Linked DNA regions of Homo sapiens: region 1 is linked to region 2. Evidence: chromatin loops called from intact Hi-C (ENCODE). Cell type or tissue: heart left ventricle. All regions are shown on one strand.

Region 1 (8,000 bases), 1.4 Mb before region 2:
GCAGGGCGGCAGGCCCCCCACCACTCTGGGTTCAGACCCAGCCTAGGAACTGGCTTGGCAAGGGCTGGTCCAAATGGTCCAAGAAGGTGGTGGCCAGGGGCCTGAAGGTGGCACATTTGGGGCAGACTGCTTTCGTTGCAGCTGAGAACAGGCACAAGGGACATAGACTCAGAGCGTGGCCATTAAAAATAAACCTGAGGCTTGGCCAAGCCCTCCTGCTTCTCCGCCCGCTCATCCCTCACAGTCCCTGCCTCTCGTCTGGGCCTGTGGTGGCTGTCGTTTTTACAGATGAGGAAACTGAGGCAGGAAAAGGTTAAAGGTGACATGTGCGAGGTCAAATACTGATGAGTGGAACAGGCATGAGAATCCACGCCTCTTCCTCCCCAGTGGGGTCTGAGGACAGGGTGGCTCTAGAGCAACCTCAGCACAGAGCTGTGAACGCTGACCGAGTTCTGCAGCGTGCCTGCCTGATTCACCCACTGCCTCACTTCCCTGCACTGTCACTCTAGGGGGAAGGTTCTATTCTATTCTATTCTATTCTATTCTATTCTATTCTATTCTATTCTATTCTATTCTATTCCATTCTATTCTATTATTCTATTGAGATGGAGACCTACTCTACTACTCTACTCTACTCTACTCTACTGTACTCTACTGTACTCTACTCTACTCTACCCTACCCTACCCTACCCTACCCTACCCTACCCTACCCTACTCTACTCTGATGGAGTCTCACTCTGTCATCCAGGCTGGAGGGCAATGGTGTGATCTCAGCTCACTGCAACCCTCCTGGGTTCAAGCGATTCTCCTGCCTCAGCCTCCAGAGTAGCTGGGATTACAGGCGCCTGCCATCATGCCTGGCTAATTTTTGTATTTTTAGTAGAGACGGGTTTCACCATGTTGGCCAACCTAGTCTTGAACTCCTGACCTCAGGTGATCCACCTGCCTCGGCCTCCCCAAAGTGCTGGGATTACAGGTGTGTGCCACCACACCTGGCCTATAGTTCTGATTTTATACAGGAGGAAACTGAGGCTCAGAAAGGTTAAGTCCCTTGTCAAGGGTCACACAGACAGAAAATAACAGGACCCAAACTGGGACTCTGCTAGACTCAAACAGCCCAGGCCCAGACAGATAGGAACGTCTGATTCTTGCAAAATGTCCTACTTGATGGAGGGGTGCTTCCAGTCTGGGGTGATTCTGCACTCCAGGGGACATCTGGCCATGTCTGGAGTCTACTGCTGTGACACTGGGGGGCTGGGGTGGAGGGGGTGCTGCTGGCATCTGGTGGGTGGAGGCCAGGGAAGCTGCCACACACCCTACAGAGCACAGGGCAGCCCCACCACTGTTATGTGGCCCCAAACGTCTATGGTGCCCTTGTTTACAGAGAGCACCGTAAACTGAAGAGCATTTCCCGTGCTGGAGAAGCCGCGCTCGTCAGCAGCGAGGTCCGTGTGAGCCGGGCTCCCAGGGACAGGACCAGTGTGTGGGGGATGCCCATGGTCTCAGGAGCAGGCAGCCCTGTCTCCCAGCCCCACATGTGACTAGGGAGGCTGGTGGGAAAGGCCTGTGGACTGAGGGAAGGCTGGTAAGGGAGCTGCCTCCTTCAGGCCATGGCTGGACTCCCGTCAAAAGCCTCCCGGCAAAGCCGTCACCCCATGGAGTACAGGATCGCCTGATCTCCAGCTCCGAAACCGTAAGAATACAGACCTCACTGGAGTGACTGCGCATGAAGACGGGGTGCTTCTTGGGGAGATGCAACTGTTCTGGAATTAGACAGCAGTGGTGGCTGCACAATGTTGTCAGCATGCTAAAAACCACTGAACGGCATGACCAACGACCCAGGACCAACGACCCAGGACCAACGACCCAGGACCAACGACCAAGGACCAACGACCCAGGACCAACGACCCAGCACCAACAACCCAGGACCAACGACTCAGGACCAATGACCAAGGATCAACGACCCAGGATCGACGACCCAGGATCGACGACCCAGGATCGACGACCCATGACCAACGACCCAGGACCAACGACCAAGGATCAACGACCCAGGACCAACGACCCAGGACCAGCGACCCAGGACCGACGACCCAGGACCGACGACCCAGGACCGACGACCCAGGACCAGCGACCCAGGACCGACGACCCAGGACCAACGACCAAGGATCAACGACCCAGGACCAACAACCAAGGATCAACGCTGGCTCTGGCCATGGAGGGGAGGCTCCTGCGGGGGCAACGGTAGGCTCATGTGGGCTCGGGCCTTGACATTCTAAGTTGATAAACAATATTTTACACATACACACACACACACACATACACACACATGCGGTCCCTTGGGGCCAGTGTGGTTACAGAGAAGTTGCTGTGTGGGTGGTAATGCCTGGTTCAATCAGGATTTAACAGGAAATGCCCCCAGCAAGGGTGGATGGCTGGGCAGGCCTCAGGGTGCCCACCTTCATTGCTAAATGCCAATAGAGGGCTTTGCTTCTTGGGAAACGTCTGCAGAAGCAAATGTCTTTTTGGCTTTTCCCCAAGTGAAGCAGCGAAGAGGGTGTGTGGGGCGGCCCAGAGTTGGCTCCTCAGGACATGGGGGGAGGGACGATGCCTGGATCCTGAGGGGCTGCTCACCCCTCACTTGGCACCAGCCTGGGCTCTTTCCCCAATACCTGCTTTCCCAGTGGCCTCAGTGTCACTGGCAGGTGTGAGCTTTGCCACCTCTGTGGCAGCACCTCAGGGTCACTTAAGAAACCGCCCAGCACCAGCAGCTACAGCCAGGACCCCTGGGTAAGGGGCAAGTAAGTGGCCCAAGATGGGCCACAGGGCACACTGCATGGACCTCACAGAGGTAAGATTTCATCAGAAGACAAAAGGGACATGTTCGTCCCCCAGCTGCAGGGGCTGCTGAGTGCACCATCCCCCCGGGCCTGGCTCCCCACCTCCGCAGCTGGGGGGCTTCTTTTTTTTTTGAGATGGGGTTTCGCTCTGTTGCCCAGGCTGGAGTGCAGTGGTGCGATTTTGGCTCAGTGCAACCTCTGCCTTCTGGGTTCAAGCGATTGTCCTGCCTCAGCCTCCCGAGGAGCTGGGATTACAGCTGCGTGCCACCACATCTAGCTGATTTTTGTATTTTCAGTTGAATCAGGGTTTCGCCATGTTGGCCAGGGTGGTCTCAAACTCCTGACCTCAAGTCATCTGCCCGCTTTGGCCTCCCAAAGCCAAAAGATTACAGGCACGAGACACCACGCCCGGCCTGCAGCTGCCGTGGCTTCTGCCATTGCTAAGCTGCGCCCTCCACCTCCCCACTGCACGTGTGGACCCTGACTTCCTTCCAACCCACCCTCTATGCTTCCACTGGCAGAGCAGAGCTGCTTTCTGTTGCTTGCAACCCAGGACTTAAGGCACCCCCCGAGGAAGGGTCAGCTGTGCAGTGGGGGAGCTGGGCCTGCAGGCAACACAGCCTGGCGGTGAAACTTTAGGCATGGCGGGCAATGGAGGGAACCTGCAGTCAGGTGGACACCCCAACAAGACTGGGGTCATCACAGCTCCTCGTGAAGCCCCTTCTCTCTGCCTCCAAGCCCTGGGTAGACACTGCATGTGCTGTTAACATGAACATAAACCAATCAACCTGAGTTGCCAACATTCACACGGGCAGATGCATCTGATGCCTGCCAGAAGGAGGCCAGAAGCTGAGTTTTCTTGGCCAGAGCGGAAACAGGCTGAGTGTCCAGACGCAGTGGGAGTGGAAGCCAGGGTGAGCTGGTTTCTAGGCCAGAAAGACCCAGGGAGTCCTCGGATGCCTAAGGCCAGGACTCCAAGGAAGGAAGACATATCTGTCTGTCCACAAGGCATGAGAAAGACCTGGGAGAACAGGGGCCTTTTCCTGGCCTGCAAGTTCAAAGGTTTCTTTCTGGGCTGCACGCAGCAGCAGGGCCTCCAGTATTATCAACCCCACTGGTGGGAACCCCCTGGACCCCAGAAGTCCCTGCAGCCGCAGCTTTTTCCTGCCCAGCAGTTCTCACCACTAGGGGTCAGCATTGGACAAGGAGACCTAGGCTAGGCCCACGGATCCTGCCCCGGCCTGTCCTGGGGCCTGGCCCTTAGTAAACCATCCTGCCGTGGTTTTACCACGTCCAGGAATCCAGGCCCGGTGCCAAATGCTTCTCCTGCTTTATTTCTTGGAAATCCTCACAAGAGCCCCACAAAGCACAGTCCACTCTTGAACAACGTGGGTTTGGACGGCATGGGTGCGTGGGTCTGATTATCGGCGGATTTTCTTCTACCTCCGTCACCCCGAGACAGCAAAGCCAATCCTTCCTCTCCCTCCTCCTCCTCAGCCACTCAGCGTGAAGACAACGAGGATGAAGACCTTGATGATGATCCTCTTCTTCCACTTAATTAATAGCAAATATATTTTCTCTTCCTTATGATTCTCTTTTTTTTTTGAGACGGAGTCTTGCTCTGTTGCCCAGGCTGGAGTGCAGCGGCTTGACCTTGGCTCACTGCAACCTCCGCCTCCCGGGTTCAAACGATTCTCCTGTCTCAGCCTCCCGAGTAACTGGGATTACAGGCATCCACCGCCATGTCTGGCTAATTTTTGTATTTTTAGTAGAGACAAGGTTACACCGTGTTAGCCAGGCTGGTCTCGAACTCCTGACCTCAGGTGATCCACCCTCCTCGGTCTCCCAAAGTGCTGCGATTACAGGCATGAGCCACCACGTCCGGCCTGATTCTCTTAATAACATTTTCTTTGCTCTAGCTTACTTTATTCAAAGAATACTGATATGGTTGGCTCTGGGTCCCCAGCCAAATCTCATCTCGAATTGTAATCCCCACGTGTCAAGGGAAGGACCAGGTGGAGGTAAGTGGATAATGGCGCTGGTTTCCCCTATGCTGTTCTCGTGATAGTGATAGAATGCTAACGAGATCTGATGGTTCATAAGCGTGTGGTAGTTCCTCTGCATTCATTCTCCCTCCTGCCATCCTGTAAAGAAGGTGCCTTGTTTCTCCTTTGCCTTCCGCCATGATTATGAGTTTCTGAGGCATCCCCAGCCATTCGGAACTGTGAGTCAATTAAACCTCTTTCCTTTATAAATTACCCAGTCTCAGCTATTTCTTTATAGCAGTGTAGGAATGAACTAATACAAAGACAGTACACGACACAGTGAACACACAAAAGATGTGCTCGCTGACTGTTCTTAGTAAGGCTTCTGGTTAACAGTGGGCTACTAGAAGTTATCTTCTAGGGGAGTCAAAAGTTATACATGGATTTAGCTGCGCAGGGGATCGGCACCCCTAAGCCCTGCGTTGTTTAAGGGTCAACTACATATGCCATTATCTCTGTTTTGAGTTGATGGATATGGAGTCCAGAGAGGTGAAGGCTCCTGCCCAAAGTCACACAGCTGGGAAGCACCTGGGGCTGGATTCGAACCCAGATCACATGGCTGTAACCACACCGTTAGCTGGCATCAGCACTCTGCAGGACGACAAATCCTCTAAGACTTACGTCCTCCCCCTTCCCCTACTCTAGCCACAAGCTCCCTGGATCTGCCCAGCCACCCTGTGGGGAAGGTAGGGTGGGATTAAGACTCCACTCCCAGCCCAGTAACAAGTAAAAGGCACTGAAGCCCAGAACAGTTGAGTGGGCAGCCCAAGGTCACACAGGAGCAGGCAGAACAGACCTCCAGGGCTCTCTCTCCCGACCCGGACCCTCTGTCCCCACACACAAAGGGTACGCATCTCCTGGGAAAACAAAGTGTCTGGAAGTATTTTGAGGGTTTGGTTTGGGTTAGGAAAAAATTATTTGTTTCCTTAATGACCCAAGTAAGACATTTTTGCTGCAAAGACATTTGAAAAGAGGCCAATAAACAAACAAAGAAATAAATAAAAGTTGCTACCACTCTGAGAGAATGAACATTAATATTTCCATGTATTTCCTCCCAAATATTTTCCTAAGCAAATATGTATATTTTAAACAAAAAAAATTTTTTTTCCTTTCCTTTTTTTTTTTTTGTTTGAGACAGGGTCTCACTGTCGCCCAGGCTGGGGTGCAGTGGCTCACTGCAGCCTTACCTCCAGGGCTCAGGCAATCCTTTTGCCTCAGCCACCGGTCTAGTTGGGACTACAGGCATGTACCAGGCCTGGCTAATTTTTTGGTAGAGATAGGGTTTTGCCATGTTGCCCAGGCTGGTCTCAAGCTGCTGGGCTCAAATACGATCCACCTGCCCTGGTCTCCTAAACTGCTGGGATTACAGGCATGAGCCACTGCACTAGGCCTTTTTTTCCTAATAGTAGGCTGGGGTGTGTGGAGGAGTGAGTGGTTTCCCAGCGTCTCCACACTCCCTGGGCCCAAGGCAGGTGGATAAAAGGCTGGCCCAGTCTCTGGGGGCATGGTCTTGGAGGGAAACTTATGATGCATTGCAGAAAGCCCCCTCCCGCGGCGGGCCCTGCCCCCTGCTTGTGTTCTGCTCTGCCCCACCCACCCCACCCTAGGTCTCCGATGTGAGTCGGTGCCAGACGTCCCGGCTCCCAGCACGGCACTGCTAGCAGATGCCAGGCCCACCTGGGTGGGGAGGGTTCTCACCATGGCCAGCTCGGCCTCCAGCTCCTTCATCCGGTTGTCCTTGAGGTCCAGCTGGGAGCGCAGTGCCGTGGCGTGGTCTGTGGCCTCCTTGGCTTGGCGCCGCAGCTCCCACTTCTCACGCTCCAGCAGGTCCTTCTCCTTGGCCAGCGCTTTGACCGCATCCTCGCTCTCCTGTGGGTGGGAGAGGGAGAGAGCACCGTGGGTGTTACAGCCAGGCTCCTCCTGGCCCAGGGATGCCTAGAGGGGGCCTAACTCCTAGATGGAAAAAGAAGTGGGGTCACGAGGTCAGGAGATTGAGACCATCCTGGCTAACATGGTGAAACCCCGTCTCTACTAAAAACACAAAAAAATTAGCCAGGCATGGTGGCGGGCACCTGTAGTCCCAGCTACTCGGGAGGCTGAGGCAGGAGAATGGCAGAACCTGGGAGGTGGAGCTTGCAGTGAGCCGAGATCGCACCACTGCACTCCAGCCTGGGCGACAGAGCGAGACTCTGTCTCAAAAAAAAAAAAAAAAAAAAAAAAAAAAGAAGTGGGGAGGCCCCATGACATGTGGCCAGGAGCTCTGGCTCTGTGGTGGGAAAGCCGTGGGCACGAACTCCAGCTCTGCCACAAACTAGCTGGAAGACTGGAACAGAGACGAACCCAGTAGACACTCATTAAACCCTTTTTTTGCTGCATGAATGAGTAAGTTGGCAAATGACTGCTTTGGGGAAGTCATTCTACCTCATCGAGTCTGGGTTCCCCTTATGTAAAATGGGGCAGGAGTCAATCCTACTTGTTTCAAAGAATTCTAAAGATTGAATGACTTCACGTGCGGGAAATACTTAACACAGTCTGACAGAAGTTAGGGTGCAATAGTTGTTCTGGGGCTTTGTTCTGTTTGGTCAATTGTGTTCATCACAGGGAAACAGGGTCAACAGTAAGGAGGCACCAGCGACCCCAATTGTCTGGACTGCCACAAGGTCCGGCCACCACTCCACAGGGTCACAGCCTGTGAGAGAAACAGTTGCTGTGTCCTGAATGCAGCACAGTCCTCAGCCGCTTGCCCCAGCCCCTCCCCAGGCTGGCCCTCCTGCATGAGCTGTTTTCTGTGATTGTCCAGGGAAGGGCCAGGCCCCGGCTGTGCCAGTCCCCAGAGCAGAGCCAGCAGGGAAGGAACAGACAGCTGAATCGAGGCTGTGACCTCTGTTGGCCGGAGCAAAGTTTCAGAACAACAGGCGTCCTTTTGAGAAGGACAGTCCCAGCGGGGAGCTCTACCCATCCACCCAGCCACCATCTTCCCATTCACCAAATCAAAAGCAAATCCAAGGTCTCCGTGTGGCCTGGGACCGTGGAGAGAGGCCACCATCCTGCCTTGTCTGACAAACCTGTCTCTGAAGGCCTCACTTCCAGATGGTGAGAGACAGGGAGGCTGAGGGAG
Region 2 (8,000 bases):
GATCGTCACTTATATAATCATATTGGCTCTTTCACTGATTTATGGGCAAGTTTTTGGGGTGCTCTTTAGAGTTGCCTTCTTGAAATTAGCCACAATGCACACTCTCTGCCTTCCCAGAAGGGCATTATAAAGGAAACAGGCCAGGAACAGTGGCAAGTGCCTGTAATCCCAGCTATGTGGGAGGTTGAGGCAGGAGGATCACTTGAGCTTGGAAGTTTGAGACGAGCCTGGGCCACAAAGTGAGACCCCATCTCAAAACAGAAAGAAAAGAATACAGGGTCTACCGAGGAAAGGAACTGGAGCATATGTATAAAAACCTGAGCATGAGGCCGGGCACGGTGGCTCACGCCTGTAATCCCAGCACTTTGGGAGGCCGAGGCAGGCGGATCACGAGGTCAGGAGATCGAGACCATCCTGGCTAACACGGTGAAACCGTGTCTCTACTAAATATACAAAAAATTAGCCGGTGGTGGCACGCGCCTGTAGTCCCAGCTACTTGGGAGGCTGAGGCAGGATGATGGCGTGAACCCTGGAGGCAGAGCTTGCAGTGAGCCGAGATCGCGCCACTGCACTCCAGCCTGGGTGACAGAGCAAGACTCTGTCTCAAAAACACAAAACAAAACAAAAAAAACCTGAGCATGAGTCGGGCGCAGTGGCTCACTCCTATAATCCCAGCACTTTGGGAGGCTGAAGCGGGTGGATCACCAGGTCAGGAGTTAGAGACCAGCCTAACCAACATGGTGAAACCCTGTCTCTACTAAAAATACAAAAATTAGCCAGGTGTGGTGGTGTGTGCCTGTAGTCCCAGCTACTTGGGAGGCTGAGGCAGGAGAATCACTTGAACCCGGGAGGTGGAAATTGCAGTGAGCTGAGATCATGCCACTGCATTCCAGCCTGGGTGATGGAGCGAGACTCTGTCTCAAAAAAACAAAATAAAACAAAACAGAAAAAACCTGAGCATGTTTGTATGCATGAATGCTTTCTGACAGGGCAAACCCAGATTACATATCAATATTTACATTAAAAAAGCAGAAGTATCCTCCAACCCAATGAGAATTTTAAACCTCTTCTTGCTGTCACTCTCATTTGCACTTGAAAAGAGCTGTCAGTCAAAGAACTTTTTTTTTTTCTTACTGGAGAGATGGTTCTCTTGGAAGACTACGTTTTTCTTTTTTAGGCTACAACATACTTCACGACTTAAAAGTGCTCATTTTCTTGAAATCACGTGGGCTTTATTTTTCAAGTCTTGAATTAGACAGATGTTACTCTGGATAAAAATATATCCATGGGGAAAGAATTATTTGCAACTCAGAAATGATAACCTAGTTCGTTTGGTGGCAAGCTAGGGCTGATAAAGTAATCTAATGTATAGGGGGTTTTTTGTTGGGTTTTTTTGGTTTTTTTTGAGACGGAGTCTCACTCTGTTGCTCAGGCTGGAGTGCAGTGGCACGATCTCGGTTCACTGCAACCTCTGCCTCCTGGGTTCAAGCGATTCTCCTGCCTCAGGCTCCCAAGTAGGTGGGACTACAGGCATGTGCCACCACGTTCAGCTAATTCTTGTAATTTTAGTAGAGACGGGGTTTCACCATGTTGGCCAGGCTGGTCACCAACTGCTGACCTCAAGCGATCCACCCGCCTTGGCCTCCCAAAGTGCTGGGATTACAGGTGTGAGCCACCACGCTCGGCTGGCCTAATGTATAGTTTTAAAAACCATAGTTGTTTTGGTTAAAGTAATGCAGAAAGGAGTCCTTTTCCTGACAGCTCAGCTGGTCTTCCAAGTGTGATTGTCAAAATGGTAGGGACTGACTAAAAAACAAACAAACAAACAAAAAGAAAAAAAAAAAACCAAAACTATTCTATGCCATAGTGAAACCTAATGCTGAATTTTTCTCCAAAAAAGAAGAAAGTGAGAACAAGCAAACCCCAGGGCTGCTGGGCCTGTCTGCAAAGGGTGAAAGCAGCAGAGGAGTCTAAATCGAACTGAATTGCAAGATTTCAGTTCTAAGCATGGCACATGTATACATATGTAACTAACCTGCACATTGTGCACATGTACCCTAAAACTTAAAGTATAATAATAATAAATTAAAAAATAAAAAAGTAAAAAAAAAAAAAAAAAGATTTCGGTTCTAAGAGAAGTTCCCCACGCAACTACCCCAACCCTTTCTAGAATGTTGTGTGTTCTCTGCACTGACTCCAGGGTTAACACATATCATGGCTCATTTGTAGACTTGCCATGTTCTTCCTTTTTCTTTGCTTTAACAACAACTGGCAGATACCCTTTCTTTTTATGGGTACTCTTGGCACTCTGGTTCTTAATTTGGTTTGGGGTGACTCTGTCGGTTTCCTTTGGCAGATGGCAGTCACAGGTGGCCTGGAGCCTGGGGCACACGCAGTCCCACCTGGTTCCCTTAAGGACTCCCTGGTTAGTGCTGAGGCCTAATAGCCTTGAACTCTCTGCCTGCATCCCATCTGCTGCGTGCTCTGAGCTCCCTGAGATGGGGCAGCCATGGTAGCTGCTGCTGTCAGCTGTCTTAGAGTTGGGAATTTACAAGGGCTGGTTGTCCCTGCCTCCCCATTACTCTCTTGCTCCTGTTGGTGTCCACATGGTGAAGCGATGCCCTTGCACGCCCACCCCCATTCCTGCTCTTCATTATGGCTGTTGACCAAATTCCCCTTCAGGCACTGGGTCCACATCCAGCCTCCCTTGTCCACACCCACAGCCCTAAGCCCAGGGAACAGCTTGTAACGCTCTCATTTCACTGTTCTTTGAAATAACAAGGTAACTTGGTACAGTGGAAAGACTGCGGTCTTTGAAGTTTGATGGTTTTGTGACCTTAGGCCATTCACCAGCGGTTCCCACTTTGCAAGGTTCCGGTGAGGACCTGGAATAAAGGCTATTCCTGGAACACGAATGGAGAACCCATTTCATAAGCAGTGCTTTCTGTTTGTTAACAGAGGCAGAAATGACATTGACGTAGCCCTCTTCTTTTACTTCTGCTGTGAGGCAGTGACTGTCAGAGCCGTCTTAACTTGATTGCTCCTAGTCCGGAAGGTTCTGTTCCTTTGGGCACAGCAGGGCTGTTTATGTGGAAGAAGGAGCCCTCTGGTGGGCATCAGGAAGAGTTGCAGTTAATTTGCAATTTGCTTGTCTCATTCAAGTGGTTTGCTCTGTTTTTTTAAGACGCACAATCACTGGTTGACCTGGATGCTGCGAGGTTACAAGAGATGAAATATGGAGGAGGCCTTCAGGGAGTTAAGCTATCCAACCCTTTCGTTTTGCTGGGGACCAAAAGATTGCCCGGGACCTCCTTCAGTGCTAAAATCCACCAAGTCTTGGACCAATCTAGACAAATTGGTCCCTTTAGGACTATCCCATTCACTTTGATGCTGGGCAGAAACCAGGCCTCTAAGGGTTGAAGCTCGGGGCTGACGGTTTAAATGGGAGCAAGGGGCTGGGCATGATGGCTCACGCCTGTAATCCCAGCACTTTGGGAGGCCGAGGCGGGTGGATCACCTGAGATCAGGAGTTCGAGACCAGCCTGGCGTAACCCCAACCCTACTAAAAATACAGAAATTATCAGGGTGTGGTGGCAGCTGCCTGTAATCCCAGCTCTCAGGAGGCTGAGGCAGGAGAATCACTTGAACCCGGGAGGTGGAGGTTGCAGTGAGCCGAGATCACACCACTGCCCTTCAGCCTGGGTGACAGAGCATGACTCCGTCTCAAAGTAAATAAATAAAATAAATAAATGGGAGCAAGGATTGAGCAAAGGCTGGAAAGAGAATCAATTTCCTGCAAGGATGGGATGTAAGGGGACCATCAGATTAGAGACATGTATGGGAGGGGAAATGGGGAGCACTGGGTTCTTCAACTGTGTCTAAACTCTGTGATCAAGCTTCCTCTCCATTCCTCTAGGAAGTGGCCTTCATCAAAAGAAAGCCCTATGCTTTCAAATTTATGAACTATTGGCTAATCCGTTTTTCTCTTTTGGCAAGATAATTTCAAGGAGGTTTCTCTCTCCACCAAGGATTTGACGGGTGCGCTGTTACATCCCTTGGGGATGAAAAGGGAAACCCAAGTTGTCCTTTTCTTCCCCTAGTGCTTTGCTGATTTAAAATTAATATTTCCTAACTAATCACTAGAAGAGACTAATGATGGCTTAGTCATCAGGTATGGAACAGGAAGTAAAGAAAAGCACCATGCCCTACAGAAATTGGAGGGAAGACTAAGAACAGGAGACTGCAGTCACCTGGGCTGGAAATTGGCCAGGACCACACAGCTAACTCTTACCACTTAGGTGCAGATGTTTTCATGAGCGGAACACAGCAGCCTTCCAACTTGCTTAGTATCACTTTCCAAATTACTCAAGTGCCACCTTTGTTGCTCCTTGGAAGTTGCCCTTGCAAAGACTTGCCCAGTTCAGTCCCTGCCCAGTGATTCAAAGCTGATCATTTTCCATGGTAAAAAGGTCCTACTATTTACTCCAAGACTTTTGACTCTCCTTTCTATGGTAATGCTGTGCAGAGGAAATTTCTCAGGTTATTATTATAGAACGGTGGTTTTTCAACTGGGGGTGATTTTACTCCCCCTAGCTGCTTCCAGGGATATGTGGCAATGTCTGGAGACATTTTGGTTTTCACAACTTGGTGAGTGCTACTGGCATCACTACCCATAATGGGTAGAGGCCAGGGAGGCTGCTCACCATCTTACATTGACAGGACAGCCCCACAACAAGGAAGTATCCAGCCCCAAATGTCAATCGTGCTGAGGTTGAGAAATCCCGCAGGAAGCCGTGGATCTTTTGATAGGGTTGTGCAATCATCACTACAGTCTAATTTACAATATTTTTATCCCCCTTAGAGAAACTTTTTACTCATTAGTAGTCAGTCCCTATTTCCATATTCTCATCTCCCCCCAGCGCCACCTCTTGGCCCTAAAAAACCACTAATCCACTTTCCATACATTAAAGGATGATACAGTTTCTTACTTCACAGAGTAGTATCATCCCTATTTACAGATAGGGCAACTGAGACCCAGAGAGGTGAATGTCTTACCGCTATTAAAGAGAGGACTCTATTACTCAATCCAAGGCAAGAACAGAGGTCACAACAAACTTTTTCCGTAAAGAGTCAGATAGCGAATATTTTAAGCTTTATGGGCCATATAGTCTCCATTGCAACTACTCATTTCTGCTATTGTAGAGTGAGTGCCGGCATAGACAATATGTAAACAAATTGGTGTGTCTGTGTTCAGATAAAACTTTATGGCCTGTAATCCCAGCACTTTGGGAGGCTGAGGCGGGCAGATCACAAGGTTAGGAGTTCGAGACCAGCCTGACCAAAGAGACCAGCCTGGCCAACATGGTGAAACCCTGTCCCTACTATAAATGCAAAAATTAGCCAGGCATGGTGGTGGGTGCCTGTAACCCCAGCTACTCAGGAGGCTGAGGCAGAATTGCTTGAACCCAGGAGGTGGAAGTTGCAGTGAGGTGAGATTGCACCATTGCACTCCAGCCTGGGCAACAGAGCGAGAATCCAACTCAAACAAAACAAAACAAAAAAACCCACTTTATTTACAAAAACAGTTGAAGGGCCAGATTTGGCCTGCAGGCTCTAGCTTGTCAATCCTGGAATTAAACCATTACAAAAGGCCTCACATTTACTTGGACAACCCCCACCCCTAATTCCTTCTTCTGCTTCCCTAGATCCATCCTCCCAGATGATCGTTACCCTAAAGTTTGTCTTTATCACTCTCTGACTTAAAAAAAAAAATCTGCTTACCTAAGCTGTGTGTTGTCAAAACAATGTGTTATCTTCTTTTACTGGGTTTGAGCTTTCAAAATGTCATCATATGGTGTGTGGTCTTTGGCTTTTAAAAATTCAGTCTTACGTTTCTAACATTTATGGCCATCGTGGATTCATTTTCATCACTGTGTGTAAAATACTTCATGGGGTGAGCATACTACAAGTCTTGTAAACACGCTCTCCTTGATGGACATGTAGGACAGTTTATTTGCCATTATAAACAATTATAAAACAATTCCTCTAGAAGCAGAATTGCTAGGTTAGAGGATTAAAAAGCTATTTATTTATTTATTTTGAGACGGGGTTGCCTAGGCTGGTCTCGAACTCCTGGGCTCAAGCAATCCTCCCACTGAGGCCTCCCAAAATGCTGGGATTACAGGCATGAGACACTGTGCCTGGTTTTTTTTTTTTTTCTTGTAAAAATGCCTGAGACATGTAAATTACACAGAGTCTGGAGTCAGCGTGACTTCCTGGCTAATTTCCACCATTTCTAGCTTTGTCATCTTGGGCAAATTGCTGTGCCTGTTGCTGAATCCTCTTTTCTTTGGGGGGGTGGGGTGCCTATGTGAAATGAAGATAATAATGGTATCCACCTCCTCATGTTGTTGTGAGGATTAAATGAAATAATCCCCGTAAATCTGTTATTAGCACACTGGTAGCACAGTTTAGGAGTTTAAGGAGTTTTTTCCTCACTTTGTATTTGTCACATGACTTCTCCCCACTAGGCTGCGAAGTTAGTAAGGGCAGTGTTAAAAGAAAAACTTCAGCTGAATTAATTTTAAATGAGTTTAATTGAACAATGCATGATTCCCCAATCAGGCAGCCCCCAGAATCACAGCAGATTTAGAGAAACTCCAGGGATGCCCCCTGGTCAGAACAAATTTATAGACAAAGAAAGGGAAGTGCCATACAGAAATCGGCAGTGAGGTACAGAAACAGCTGGATTGGTTACAGGCTGGTGTTTGTCTTATTTGAACACAGTTTGAACACTTAGCAGTCTCTGAGTGGTTGAAGTATGGCTGCTGGGATTGGCCAAGACTCAACTATTGTAATTGTTACAGGTGTATACTCCTAAATTAGGTTTTCAACCTTGTCTGCCTATTAAGCTAGGTTACAGTTCGTCCACAGGGGCTCGAATATAGAAGTACGGAGTCCTTCCCAGGCCGTATTGAGTTTGCATTAACAGCAAACTGGGTACTTTATCTCAGAAACATCAGTATCCACCATATGTCAGTTTTCAAATAAAGGTGTGTGAATGAATGAAATGATGAATGAAGGAATGTGTGAATGTGATCAGAACTGTGGCCCTGCCAGCTGCAGACACAGGTGTCAATGACCTGGGTGTCACAGTTTTGAGCATGGGGGTGAGGAAGGTGGGGAGGCAGCAACCAGCGTAGGACTCCCTCCGACTGGGTGGAGTGACTGCTTTGGGTCTGACCGCATTAGTCATAAGTAATTCCCTGGACTTCTGCCTTGGAGGAAGCCGTGCAGGTTTGCTGAGGGAGGCCCTGAAAGTCTGACTCTTGGAGATGAAGAGTCTGTGAGCTGCTTCTTTCCACTTGTGAGTAGCAGATGAGCTGCAGAAGAACTAACCTGTATTAGTCCGTTCTCACACTTCTATGAAGAAATACCCGAGACTGGTAATTTATAAAGGAAAGAGGTTTATACTTATAATCATGGCAGAAGGCAAAGGAGAAGCAGGCACCTTTTTCACAGGGTGACAGGATGGAGTGAGTACCAGATGATTATATAACCATCAGATCTCATGAAAAATCATTATCACGAGAACAGCATGGGGGAACCACCCCCATGATCCAATTACCTCCACCTGGTCCCCTTGACAAATGGTGATTATGGGGATTATGTGGATTACAATTCAAGATGATATTTTGGGTGGGGATACAACCAAACTATATCACTCACTATCACAAAGGAACTCAGCAAGACATGGGACTTTAACATTTGCAGGTCACATAAGCCACTATCATTAAAGTACATTGTCACTAAAGGCCAATTACCATTGAGTCAATTACTTTTCAGAGGCCAGAGCACACCAATAGGAAGTTCATTGTGTGTTGGGATTTTATAAATATATCCCTATAGACACACATGTATAATTTCTCTTTTTTTGAGACGGAGTCTCGCTCTGTCGCCCAGGCTGGAGTGCAGGGGCGCGATCTTGGTTCACTGCAAGT

What was found. Peaks named below come from ENCODE experiments on the same cell type or tissue, not always from the same donor. Only the 100,000 strongest peaks of a DNase experiment are listed, where the experiment ranks them.
Region 1: a loop joins it to region 2, with 5 times the contacts of the local background. A loop is called at or near these places in 7 of 110 quality-filtered maps.

The regions. Positions count from the first base shown.
Region 1 is chr1:15,042,740-15,050,739 of GRCh38, reverse strand. KAZN (kazrin, periplakin interacting protein) reads right to left here. Exons shown (of 15, transcript NM_201628.3): 4 at 6,581-6,751. Among named protein-coding and RNA genes, the nearest start is that of TMEM51-AS1, 110 kb to the left of the region's middle. RefSeq lists an enhancer at 3,900-4,129. In heart left ventricle, CTCF peaks have their summits at 3,799 and 4,027 (motif pointing right); a DNase peak (open chromatin) is centred at 4,069.
Region 2 is chr1:13,660,959-13,668,958 of GRCh38, reverse strand. No RefSeq gene overlaps it. Among named protein-coding and RNA genes, the nearest start is that of PRDM2, 35 kb to the left of the region's middle. In heart left ventricle, a CTCF peak has its summit at 3,100 (motif pointing left); no DNase peak of the experiment used is centred here; H3K27me3 peaks cover 626 bases.